Linked DNA regions of Homo sapiens: region 1 is linked to region 2. Evidence: read pairs that join two places in POLR2A ChIA-PET (ENCODE). Cell type or tissue: GM12878. All regions are shown on one strand. Links, peaks and the distances in the headings refer to the core of each region. The heading gives the core; the rest is flanking DNA.

What was found. Peaks named below come from ENCODE experiments on the same cell type or tissue, not always from the same donor. Only the 100,000 strongest peaks of a DNase experiment are listed, where the experiment ranks them.
Region 1: POLR2A ChIA-PET joins it to region 2 with 12 read pairs; 2 of 35 experiments call an interaction of 5 or more read pairs at or near these places.

Annotation. Positions count from the first base shown.
Region 1 is chr9:124,867,060-124,873,383 of GRCh38, reverse strand. It overlaps ARPC5L (actin related protein 2/3 complex subunit 5 like), which reads right to left. Exons shown (of 6, transcript NM_030978.3): 3 at 3,945-4,956. The coding sequence starts at 4,093. Among named protein-coding and RNA genes, the nearest start is that of ARPC5L, 8.1 kb to the right of the region's middle. RefSeq lists enhancers at 423-652, 350-850, 2,489-2,538, 2,999-3,438, 4,839-4,918 and silencers at 3,659-3,708, 3,969-4,538. In GM12878, for the core only: a CTCF peak has its summit at 4,861 (motif pointing right); DNase peaks (open chromatin) are centred at 3,033 and 4,305; H3K4me3 peaks cover 5,000 bases; H3K27ac peaks cover 4,691 bases.
Region 2 is chr9:124,619,730-124,626,053 of GRCh38, reverse strand. The region is part of intron 2 of NR6A1 (nuclear receptor subfamily 6 group A member 1); the gene reads left to right. Among named protein-coding and RNA genes, the nearest start is that of MIR181A2HG, 36 kb to the left of the region's middle. In GM12878, for the core only: no CTCF peak of the experiment used is centred there; DNase peaks (open chromatin) are centred at 853, 3,823, 4,263 and 4,333; H3K27ac peaks cover 2,617 bases.

The DNA.
Region 1 (6,324 bases), core at 728-5,727, 250 kb before region 2:
GTATCTCCCCTACTGGATCCTCACAGCACCCGTACATGTGAACTGGAGGTCGTTCTCATCTTCTCATTCTAAAAAAGCGGAAAATGTAGGTACAAAGGGAGACCTCCTAACTCTTCATCAATGCTCTTCATCAATTAAACTATTAAGGAAATTAAGATGTGCTAGAACTTCTAAGATCTATCGGGATCAATGAGGTCCCAACTGTTACCTGGAAAGAGTTTATCAATCTAACAGAAGCTTTTGCCAACAATGAGCCAGTCTCCACCCTTACCCCCCAACCTCAGTTGCAATCCTGACAACACATTCTTTGCTGAGTTCTGAATACCCAGCATGCAAAAGAAAATTACAATCTGGGTTAGGTCCCCAAAGGTGACACCTATTTTAAACTGAATTACATCAGCCAACTTTCATTTCCTCGTATGAAACACTGGCTTCAGCCAAAAAGCTTCAAAAATAGAACAAGGAATGGCTTCTGCCCAATCGGGTCTCTACTCCTCTTCATGCAGTGATACCCACGTGCAGACAGGAAGGGCCTTCGGAGCAGAGCTGAATCTCCTGGCTTCCCCAGTATGAGATCCATCTTGAGTGAGCTGGGTCTGCGCCACCAGGCAAGCCACTCCCAGCGCTGGTTCCCCAGCTCCCTGCTTGGCTCTGATCCACCTTCCACACTCAAGAGGCAGTCCAGTCCCTCTGTCTTTCAGTTCTGGAGTTCCTTTTCCCCATCCAAACAAGGCCAGCCTGATATCAGCCACTGATAACCTCTACTTTGTAACTCCTTTTTTTTTTTGAGACGGAGTCTCGCTCTGTCGCCCAGGCTGGAGTGCAGTGGCGCAATATTGCCTCACTGCAAGCTCCGCCTCCCAGGTTCATGCCATTCTCCTGCCTCAGCCTCCTGAGTAGCTGGGACGACAGGCGCCCGCCAGCACGCCCAGCTAATTTTTTTTGTATTTTTAGTAGAGGCGGGGTTTCACTGTGTTAGCCAGGATGGTCTCGATCTCCTGACCTCGTGATCTGTCCGCCTCGGCCTCCCCAAAGTGCTGGGATTACAGGTGTGAGCCACCGCGCCCAGCCCTTGTAACTCTTTTCTAATGTGGTGTCCCCAAAGCAATAAGCAGGATCCCATAGGCTGAACAGAAAACATAGGCTCACTTGCTCTTCATGTAAACCTGGCACAACTAACAAATGACATCATTCAAATGATGGATGGGGAAGGGCAGGTATAAAACTAGTCCACGGGGGCAAAAAGCTACTGCTGTGGCGTTAACTCAGCACCACGCGTCCAGCAATCACTCGGCCCATTGATGGGTGAGGGCCTTCAGCAGTTGGGAGATGTGGGGCGCAGGGAGGACCTCCCTGAAGTCACCTATCATTTGTGAAGCCGGCTGTCATACTTGGCTGGCTTTAGGCCTTTTCAGAGAACAGGCTGTGGTGCTGAGGGAATCCTGCCCAGCCCTTGATCTCCTCTAGATCTTCCTCAATCACGGCACAACTGACACTGTGGACCCAGGATTCTCTGACGTGGGATCTTAGCTGTGTGTCATAGGCCTCTGCCCACTGGATTCCAGTGGCATCCCCAAGCTGTAACCATCAAAATGTCTCCAGTTTCCTGGGGGTGGAGGGGAAGGGTGCAAAATCGCTCACAACCACTGCTCTGGACAGAGCCCTGATCCAGAAGTATAGAAGCTGCTTCACTGAAGGGGAAAGGAACTCATACTTTTAAATCGCCACAAGGTCTCGGATCCTGTGCCAGGTGCTTTCACACGCCATCTCATTCCAAAAATCCTTGTGACAATAATCATTATCTCATTTTAAAGGCAATGGAATTGAGGCTCAGAGAACAGAAATTACCTGCGCAAGGTCACAAAACTAAGCTGTCTACACGGCCCTCACACCCAAGCTCCTCCCACAATCCCATGCTGCCGCTCTATCTGCAGACCCGAGCTGCATGTCCAGGACACTTGCTGTGTGCCCAGTGATGCTGATGTTAGCCCATGAGGCTCCCACGGAATCTAGGAAGCCAGCATGGCTGTCCGCCACGTAACAGAAGATGCTGAGTTGTGAAAGGGTATGCGACCTATCCGAGGTCACAGAGCCAGAGCATGGTAGTGCAGGGTGTGCGCAGATGCACAGCCGGGTTCCTTCTACTCCATCTGTGTCATCTCCTGCCACACACACTTCCCTATACAGCCCCAGGACAGGGCCCCTCTCTGCCCTCCCCAACCCCAATCCATCTATCCCTCTCCCTGCTCCCCTGTCCTCAATGGTCTAATATAAGTCCGATTCTTGGTACATGATAGAGACTCAATAAATATCAGTTCCATTCTCCTCCACCTGGGCCCCGTATTTGCCAGGGTTTCAGTTACCTTTATCCGTTAACCTCCCTTTCCCCAACCCCAAGTGGAGCACTCTCCATGGTAACAAGGTTTCTGACGCTTCTGACGCTGCCATGAATGGAGAAACGACCATCCCCTGGATGTGCTAAGCCCAGGCCTCTAAGCAGCCTCAAGGAACCTGTCACCAGGCAGGGGAGTCCCAAGACATGACCTTCAACAAGGTTCTGCACCCAGACCAAGGCAGCAGCTGACAGGCTTGATCTCATCTGTTCAATGAGAGTCCTGGGCCAAAGGCCTGACCCTGGAGCCCCTTTCAGCACTGACTGTCCATGAACTAGGCCCTACACCAGACTACAACCAACCTTCCCTCCTGGGGACCCTTCCCTTGACCCCATTTCATAAGGAGGGTGGATTGGGAGATCCTGATGGGGCAGGAATTACAAGCTTGAATCTCCACTTCGGAAAACACATTCCTGTTCAAATCAAGTCTGAAGGTTTTCGGTTTAAAGGCACACTCAGGAGCACTGCCGGGCTCCCCCTAAAGCAGCAGGCCCCACTTTCCAAGCTGAGTCAACTGGTTCAACACCGAGAACCTGATTTATGTACAGCATGGGCCTCCAACCCTGCCCCCACCCGTGCGGGGGGAGGGGACAGGCTTCCTGGAACACCATTTGAATAAAGAAAAATCCTTCCGGTGAGAATAAGTCAGTTTCCTGCGCTCATACTGCTAAAGGACCAAGCAAGGCTGTGACAATCACCTCTATTTTTAATCTTTTCTAAATGCTGTTTTCTGTGGCCACAAGAACAGTCATTTCCAGGCGTGGGGCTCCACTTTCACACTTCGCTTCAAGGTGTCTGGTTTTTCTTAGCTCTGAACTACTAGTTTTCTCCGCTGCTTCCTGCACCAGAAGGGTACTGGGGGGAGCCAAGACTCACTTGTTGAGCGTGGCTGAGACCACCAAGGTGTCCAGGGGAACCACAGGGTCCCCCTTTCTCAGCATTAAGCGGGAGGGTTAGACTGACTGGGGGAAGAGAGACACAATCTCAGACCCCAGGGCTGAAATACGGCGGCCGCCTCCACTCCCTCCTGGGTTCTGTCTTCCCCACAGCCGTCCACCCACCTATCTTCACGCCATGCAGCAATCGGGCCCCGGAGGACCGCGCCCCAGCCTCCCCGATCACTCGGTTACTCAGATGCGGCTCACCTCCGCCCTGCCGCCGACCCAGCCCCGCCATAGGCCCGATTTCCTGCAAGGGAGGGACGGAGTGCTGGGGCCCCAAGGAAGGGACAGCGTGAGGGGACGAGGAGGCAAGGAGGGAAGAGGGCGCGGGACCTGCGGGGGTGCCGAGGGAGCCCGTCCACCGGGTCCAGGGGCCTGCGGGACGGCGCTGCAGAAGAAGGCGCCAGGGCTGGGGACGAGGGACCCAGGGAGACTGGGACTCAAGGGAGCACGGCCCAGGGAAGCCGGGTCGGCAGGGAGCTGGAGGCTGACCTGAGGGGGCCAAGGGTCGGAGACAGGGGAGGCCCGCCCGAAAGGGCCCGAGAAGGTGGGAAGGTGGGAAGGTGAGAAGGCCGCGCGCAGGCCCGGACGCCGCGTCAGGGAAGGATATTGCCGCAGGAGCCCGTCCACCTCGCTCGGGTCCGGGCCTGGCTCCGCCGCCGCCGCCGCCGCCTCCTCCTGCTCGTCCACAAATTTGTTCTCGTCAAATTCGTCGATGTCCACCCGGCGGAAGCGCGAGGACAGCGTGTTCCGGGCCATGGCGGGAGCTCGGCGCCCGCTCAGCCGGCTCCGCTCGCGGCCCGACCTCGGCTCTGCTCCGCTCGCACCGGCTCCTGCTCGGGGGCGGGAAGCGGCTGCCCGGCTGCTCCCAGCACCTCCTCCACCGCCTCCGCGCGCAGCCGCCGCCGCCCGCCCACTTCCGGCACCCGCCGGATCCGGAAGCGCCGTCAGGGGCGGGGCGGAGCCTGGCACCTGGAGTGCGGTATGGGATCACCGCAGCCTCCCCCACCTCAGTGTCCCTTCCACGGAGTCTCTATTTTGTCACTGAGGATCGGGCGCCCGGCATCTGTGCAGGCCCCGCCTCGTGTGTGCCGTAACTGCGCTGGTTCCCCGGCTTTCCCGCGCCTCCGAGGAGCCCCTGGCCTCAGCGGGGCCGGGCGCGTGCTCCCGGGGTGATCCCTGCCGGTACTGGGGAAGGCTGGGCCCCCGGGAGAAGGCTCGCGGCTCTACTTCTCGAGTGCCGGGCAGGCTTCTTGGAGAAGAAACCTTCGAGCTGATGACTGAGGGATGAGTAGGAGTTCCTGTGCCCGGGGAGTGGCGCGGGAGGCGCCTGTGTCTCGGAGCCTTGAACGCCACCACACTTAGTACGAGGAGGCCGCCTGTACACAGAGGTGACCCTCTTAAAGGAGTAGGGGGCTTTAAATACGTTTAGTGCGATCACGGGACTGACAAGACGTTGAAGACGTTGTGACTCGAGGGATTCTGCGACCCCACGTGTGTAGCAGTCACCTTGGCCAGGCAGTTGGGGGCGCCAGGAGAGGGAGATGGCCCTGTGGCCACCGTCCTGGCAGGAGAGGCCTGGCTGGAGAGGCACATCTTGACAGAAACCAAATTCTCAGAATCTGAGATGGGGGAAAGCGGTTTAGGGAAGTCAAGGACGACTCTGAGGTGCCAGATTTGGTGCCTGGGCTGTTATCCCAGGGGTTCTGTTAATTGATCTTAGCCTTAGGGTAAGTAAAATGGGTCTTTTTATATAATAGTGTGAAAACTATTTTCATCTAATAGTACTCTTTTTAATAAAAGTCAGTAGTTGGAATGTGATTCATTTTTGCTGCTTCGAATACCTCTCATTGAACTGTGTCTAAAGATAAAAAAAATATTGCCAGACTATGATGCAACCTTATCTTCGGTGGTAAGGATACAGACTCCCATAGTGGGAAACTAGTGGTGAAGAAGTCTCTGCCTGTAATCCTCAGCACTTTGGGAGCCGAGGTGGGCGGATCACCTGAGGTCAGAAGTTTGAGACCAGCCTGACCAAAATGCTGAAACCCCGTGTCTACTAGAAATACAAAATTAGCCGGGCGTGCTGGCGCATGCCTGTAATCCCAGCTACTCGGGAGGCTGAGGCAGGAGAATCGCTTGAAACCGGTAGGTAGAGGTTGCACTGAGCTGAGATCGCGCCATTACGCTCCAGCCTGAGCGACAAGAGCAAAACTCCGTCTCAAAAAAAAAAAAAAAAAAGAAAAGAAAAGAAAAGTCTCAGGGGTCCTGGAAACATGCAAAGCCCACCTGCAATACAGTTCCATATCTGGGAAAAAATATTTGTGATTCAGGTCTGCCACGAGACAGCAGAAATTCATATCCCCAGAACATCCTGGTCAGAAGGAACTTGAACCCAGAAATGCCCATTTTACAAGTAAAGAAACAGCCCCCAAAGAAACTAGTAAATGGAATAATGTCCCAGCTCATGGTCATGGACTTTCATTCCAGCCAGGGAGACACAATTTAAAAATCCATATTATACGATGTCAGGGCTGACAGTGTTGAGAGGGAAAAAAACCATGCAGTGCCTGAGTGTGCCTTAGATAAAGTGATCAAAGGAGGTGTCCTGGCCGGGCGCAGTGGCTCACACCTGTAATCCCAGCACTTTGGGAGGCCCAGGGGGCAGATCACCTGAGGTCAGGAATTCGAGACCAGCCTGGCCAACATGGTGAAAACCCATCTCTACAAAAACACAACAATTAGCTAGGCATGATGGCGCACACCTGTAATCCCAGCTACTCGGGAAGCTGAGCGGGGAGAATCGCTTGAACCCAGGAGGCAGAGGTTGCAGTGAGCTGAGATCACACCATTGCACTCCAGCCTGGGCGATGGAGTGAGATACCATCTCAAAAAAAAAAAAAAAAAAGGTGTCCCTGAGGAGGTGACACTAGACAGAGACTGGAAGGAAATGAAGGAGGCAACTAAGCGAAGGCTCAGAGGTTGGGGTG
Region 2 (6,324 bases), core at 803-5,802:
GCCTGTGTGACAGTGAAATTGTGTCTCAAAAAATAAATAAATGAATAAAGACACAGAATCTGCAGGATGGCTCAGTCAGTTGGAGACCCAAGAAAGCCATGCTGCATTTGCAGTCTGAAGGTCTGCAGGCCAGACACCTACGGTAGCCAATGTTCCAGTTCAAGTCCAAAGGCAGGCTGCTGGAGAGTTCTCTCTTGTAGGAGGGAGGCTGGTCTTTTTGTTCTGTTCAGGCCTTCACCTAATTTGATGAGGCACACTCACATTATGGAGGGCAATCTGCTTTACTCAGAGTTTGCAGACGTAAATGTTAATCTCATCCAAAAATAGCCCCCCCCAGACACACCCAGAATATTGTTTGACCAAACAGTCTGGGCACCCTGTGGCCCAGCCAAGCAAGTTGGCATAAAAATAACTATCACACTCTAGAATTAATGAAGAACACACTAGAATTAATGAAGAACAGAAAACCTAGAGAGCCTTGCAATATTGGTCATCATTTTATGCCTCTTAATAAAATGAGCCTGGGCAGCATAAGGAGACCCCACCTCTACAAAAAAGAATTAGCCAGACATGGTGGCGCATACCTTTGGTCCCAGCTACTTGAGAGGATGAGCAGGAGGCTCGCTTGAGCCTGTGAGGTTGAGGCTGCCGTGAGCTGTGATCATGCCACTGCACTTCAGCCTGGGTGGCAAAGCGAGACACTATCTCAATAATAATAACACTATTGCTCTTTCTAAAGTATTTTCACATGCATTATCTCAACCGATCTTCACAGCAGCTCTTGTGAGGTTACCAGAGTAAAGAGATGACTCCATTTGTCAAAAGAGGAAACTAAAACTAGACAGATTCGGAGACTTGCTCCAAGGTCTCACAGCTAGTGAGTGGTAGAGCTACAACTTGCCCAGGTCCTATAACTTCAAACCCTGGCATTTTGTCCTTGGCTATACTCTCTGTGACATCTGGGGAATTCTGGAAATAGTTATGAGTGCCTTGTGGCTTTTCTTATAACTACTATCATACTGCTCTTTGGAACCATTTTGTGCTAGAAAGTTATCCAAATATATATTGGCAGAACCTAAAGATTTTGTTTTCAGATGACTCTAATGATGCCCTGAGGTTGGTAGAAAAAAAAAAAAAAAAACAAGCTAGCAACAGAAAAAGTAATGTCAAAAAGTAATTAGAGCAGGACAAATGGATTGTGCTGCCATGTTCAAGGCTGTTATTTTTGTTGGCAGTGAGGAGGAAGGGCACTAATGCAATGTGACAGATCTGGAGCAAAACCCAGAGCACTGCGCAAGCTGCAGAGCCTCCACCAATGGCAAGCTCAAATCACAAAGTCTGACTGAATAATATTTGATATCTCAAAGAGCTGTTTCATGTTTTTTAGAAACACTAATTGTTTTAGGGGACCTATTTTCTTGATTTCAGCTTTTGGGAAATAGCCTCATGGTCCTATGAAAGTAGTCAGTGTGTCCTAGGATAACTCCCGTCCCAGCGTTCTGTCTCTGCACATTCTCAGGCTAAGCAGGGACATGATGCCAACAGAGATTTTAAGAAAAGATACCTAATATGAAACTAATTGGAGTGGCTGGATATTACCCATTCAGAGGGAGAATGAAATAGAAAAGGTGTCTTTTCAGTATTCAGCTTAGTATTCGAAAATTGACCTGAAGAAGTTCAGATGGTAACATTCTCATCTGTCTGAGGACAGGATGCTTTGGTTTGCTAGCCTAGCTTACCCACGGCTGTGATCCCACTGCTGCCACCATGTACCGGGAAACTGCCACAGCCCTCAAGAACGATAGAACTTATCATCATTTGCCTGGAAGGAAATCTTTGCAAAGAGAAGAGTACATTAACTCTTGCCCCTGTGAGTCACCATACCTTTGAAGTCTTGGTAATTACTAATTGTTGCCACCAGTATGGCATGGTAGTTAAGAGCTTGTAGTACTCCGACATTCCTGGGTTCATATTCTAGCTCTGCCCTTTACTAGCTGTTTGACTTTGGGCAACTTAACCTCTGAGCCTTAGTTTATCTCTGAAATGGGAATAATAAACTTACATTCAGACTTAAAAGACTCTGGTGAGGTGATACATGTAAAACAGTTAACACTGGTGCCAGGCACAAAGTAAGGGCTTAATAAAGGTAGAAGAAAAAGTGTGGAGAAAGGGGAGGAGGCTTATGTTGTCTGTCAAACAGATGTTAGTGGGTGGTTAGACATCCATTCTTCTTTAACTTTCTGGTCTAAGCAGAGATAAGTAGTTTTTCCTTCAAGACCCCATATAGTACAGCTGAGGTAGGGCTAGAACAGCTAAAACAGGCTTCCCTCACTAAATATTCAGGGGGTAGGGAGGAGAAATTAAGACAGGATATTATGATTCTAAGTAATTGGACTCAGGCTGGGTGTGGTGGCCCATGCCTGTAATCCCAGCACTTTGGGAGGCCTAGGTAGGAGCATCACACGAGCCCAGAAGACCAGCCTGGGAAACAGAGTGAGACCCCATCTCTTAAAAAAAAAAAAAAAAATTAGCCAGGCATGGTAGCTCATGCCTGTAGTCCTAGCTAGTTGGGAATCTGAGGTGGGAGGATCTTGAGCCCGCGAGGTCAAGGCTGCAGTGAACTGTGATCATGTCACTACACTTCAGCCTGGGTGACAGAACAAGACCTTGTCTCAAATAAATAAATAAATAATAATAATAATAATTGGACTCATGAGACATACACTATCCTCTCAGTCCTCTGAAAGGAATCTCCTTTCCTTCCTAGCTCTTTGCTTGCCTGAATGGCCTCCTTTCCCCCAAACTCTTTGAAAACTCAGAACTGTCCAAAGATCAAGTCTTGACACCTTGCCATCATATCCCTACCTTCCTTCAAGTCACTTCATTTTGACAGTTTCCCTTTCTTGTCCTGCCATGACCTCTGCAGAGGGCTGGCTGATAAGAGAGGCAGAGACAATCCTGCCAACCTCTACAGGGATAGACCTCTTATTTGGCACACTGTGGAGGGAAATATACTTCTGGATTTTTAGTAGTATTGCCTGGCCCTGAGTTCATCATAGCCTCCTTGTTATGCTTCTGTAGTTTTATTACATTGTGAGTCTTCTGAGGGACCCCAACAACCATTGGTTTATAGACCATTTTCCAAGGTCCATTTCTCTCTGCAAAATCCCTTTTTCAAATTGAACCCGTTCAGACATTGTGCCCTGCTTGTGCAGGATCTACACCTCTGTGAGAAGTTCATTCCTCCACCCCCATTGAAGCCAGAATTGAGCTCAATTTCCTACTCTTTTTTTTTTAAGGTTTTCCAGTGTTTTTGTTGCTCTACCCCATTCCCAAAACCTGTTTCTTTATGGCTTGTGACTTTTCCTGATAGTCTTTATCCTCTGTAGGTGCCCAAATCCTGAAAAAATATATCAAGTATCAAAACAAAAGTCCCAAATACGTTATAGTGGTTCAGTATTTGTAGTTTGCTTAACTTTTATTTTATTTAACAGCTATTTCTAAGACATTTCTCCTCAGAGAATGTGATTAAGTAAAGTTATCTCAACTAGGCATCAGGATTTGACACACAGTGTTTCAATTAACAGCTGAAAAGCCATAATCTTTTTAGCAGTGAGCAACAGAAAATGTCAAAGAAACTTTGCTGTTTTGCCGGTCTGAACCTAGTTTTCCATCTGGAAAACGGGACTTAGGGAGATCACCGACATTGTCAACCCAGTTTAGTGTGAAGGACATGGGATATTACACACAGAACCAATTCTTGTTGCAGTTCTGTAAACCCTAGTCAGTGTAAACTGGAGAAGAGCGTGGGAAAATACTGGTTGGTCATGCCAGACTTTTGTTTTCTTCTCACTCTGTCACCCAAGCTGGAGTGTGGTGGTGTGATCTCAGCTCAGTGCAACCTCTGCCTCCCAGGCTCAAGCGATCCTCTCACCTCAGCCTGCGAAGTAGCTGGGACCACAGCTGCATGCCACCATGCCCGGCTAATTTTTTTGTATTTTTGTTAGAGACGGGGTTTCACCATGTTTCCCAGGCTGGTTTCAAACTCCTGGGCTCAAGAGATCAGCCCGCCTCGGCCTCTCAAAGTGCTGAGATTATAGGCACGAGCCACCATGCTCGGCTGTTATTTTCTTGGTTGCTTGCCTGGTGCTGGGAATGCCTGTGGCTTTTTAGCACAATGATTGCCAAAAATTAACCACCTTCCTCCCCTGCCCCCTCAAAAACATTTCTGTGTGGCTTATGGTTTAGGTTTTATCTCTTGTCATTTCTCTTCAGTTTTTCTGTACAAAATGAAATGCTAGATTCATTTACAGTATGTTCAAATTAAACTTTTAAAAAATTTGCTATTATTTTTCATATTAGTAAGAAGCATTTCCTTTTTTTCCTTTTTCTTTTTTTTTGAGACAAGGTCTTACTCTGTCACCCAGGCTCCAGTGCAGTGGTATGGTCACAGCTCACTGCAACTTCAACCTCCTTGGCTGAAGTGATACTCCCACCGTATCCTCCTAAGTTACTGGGACTGCAGGCTTGCACCACCACCACACCCCACTCATTCTTTTTTTTTTTTTTTAAAGATATTGGGTCTCACTGTGTTTCCTAGGCTAGTCTCAAACTCAAGGACTTAAGTGATCCATCTCGGCCTCCCAAAGTGCTGGGATTATAGGTGTGAGCCACCACTTCCAGCCTAATAAGCATTTCTTGAATCCCCAATGTATGCTAAGCATTTTTTGAGCTACTGAAAAGGAAGTTTCTTCTTGTGTCAGGGAATCTATGCATATCCATAATGATGTGACTTTTAGCCAGACTGTGTAAGGAACAAAAAGCATGTTTTATGTCAGATTTCTTAAGTGCACATTTATTCAAAAAGTTAAAGAATTTTAAAAAGGAGTATACTTTGCAGGCAAAGCCCCTGGTCATCACTGTACTTGTGATCACTGTTTGGTTATTACTCCTGGAATCTTGAAGTCTTGGTACATTTTTACCACTGTATCTATTGAGTTAGTTGTGTTTCGATCTGGGCTCTGGGTGCTTTATTTGCTAGCAGTAGCTGTGGCCTAATCTGAACATCATTTTTCTTTTTTCTCCAAAGAGCATGGTCCCTACTCTGTCTGCCTCACATGATAGTTAGGAGGATGAAATAGAGAAATGCAAGTTAAAGCCCCTCCCAAGGGCAGAGCATTATATAAGTGTAAAATAGGCATGGTTTTGTAAGGATGTATCTTTTTAAACCTTTTTTTTTTTTTTAAACAATGAGACATGTTTCACATATCATAATTTACTCTGTACAGTTGAGCGATGTTTGGTATATTTACCAAGTTTTGCAACCATTACCACAAATCAGTTTTAGAACATTTTCATCATCTTAATAAGGACCTTTCTGCCCTTTTACTGTTAAACCCAGCAATCCTTAATCCTACTGTCTCTATAGATTTGTCTTTTCTGGACATGTCATATAAATTGAATTATACCATATGTATTATCTGTGTCTTGCTGCTTTCACGTAGCATGGTGGTTTTGAAGTTTGTCCGTGCCATAGCACTTGAGTAGTCAGTTCCTTTTTGTGCTGAATATATTCCAGTGTATGGATATGCCATACATTTTATCTATCCATTCACCAGTTGATGAGCATTTGTGAATAATGCTACTATGAACATTCACATGCAAGTCTTTGGACATATGTTTTCATTTCTCTTGGGAATAAGGGTATATCTTTTAATTATAAAAGTACTTCATGCCTATTCTGAAAAATTATTTATTTACGGAAGTATAAAACTTGGTAAATCAAAGTTACCTCCTTAATTCAACTTCTCAGAGGTAGTGATGTTAATAATAATCATTATCATCTTCTATATCTTCTGAGCATTTGCTATATGGCAGGTACCTTATTTATATATATTCATTTATATTGTGCTACCTTATTTGTGTGTAATCAGTTATATTTATATATGTATATAAAACAATAAAACAAATTAATTGAATTTTCTTTTTTTTGGAGATGAAGTTTCGCTCTTGTTGCCCAGGCTGGAGTGCAATGGCGCAATCTTGGCTCACTGCAACCTCTGCCTCCCAAGTTCAAACGATTCTTCTGCCTCAGCCTCCCAAGTAGCTGGGATTACAGGCATGCACCACCATGCTTGGCTAATTTTGTATTTTTAGTAGAGACGGGGTTTCACCATATTGGTCAGGCTGGTCTCGAACTCCTGGCCTCAGGTGATCCACCTGCCTCGGCCTCCCAAAGTGCTGGGATTACAGGCGTGAGCCACCTCAGCCAGCCAATAAAATAAATGAATTGAATTTTCATCATAATCCTTTGAAGGCAATATG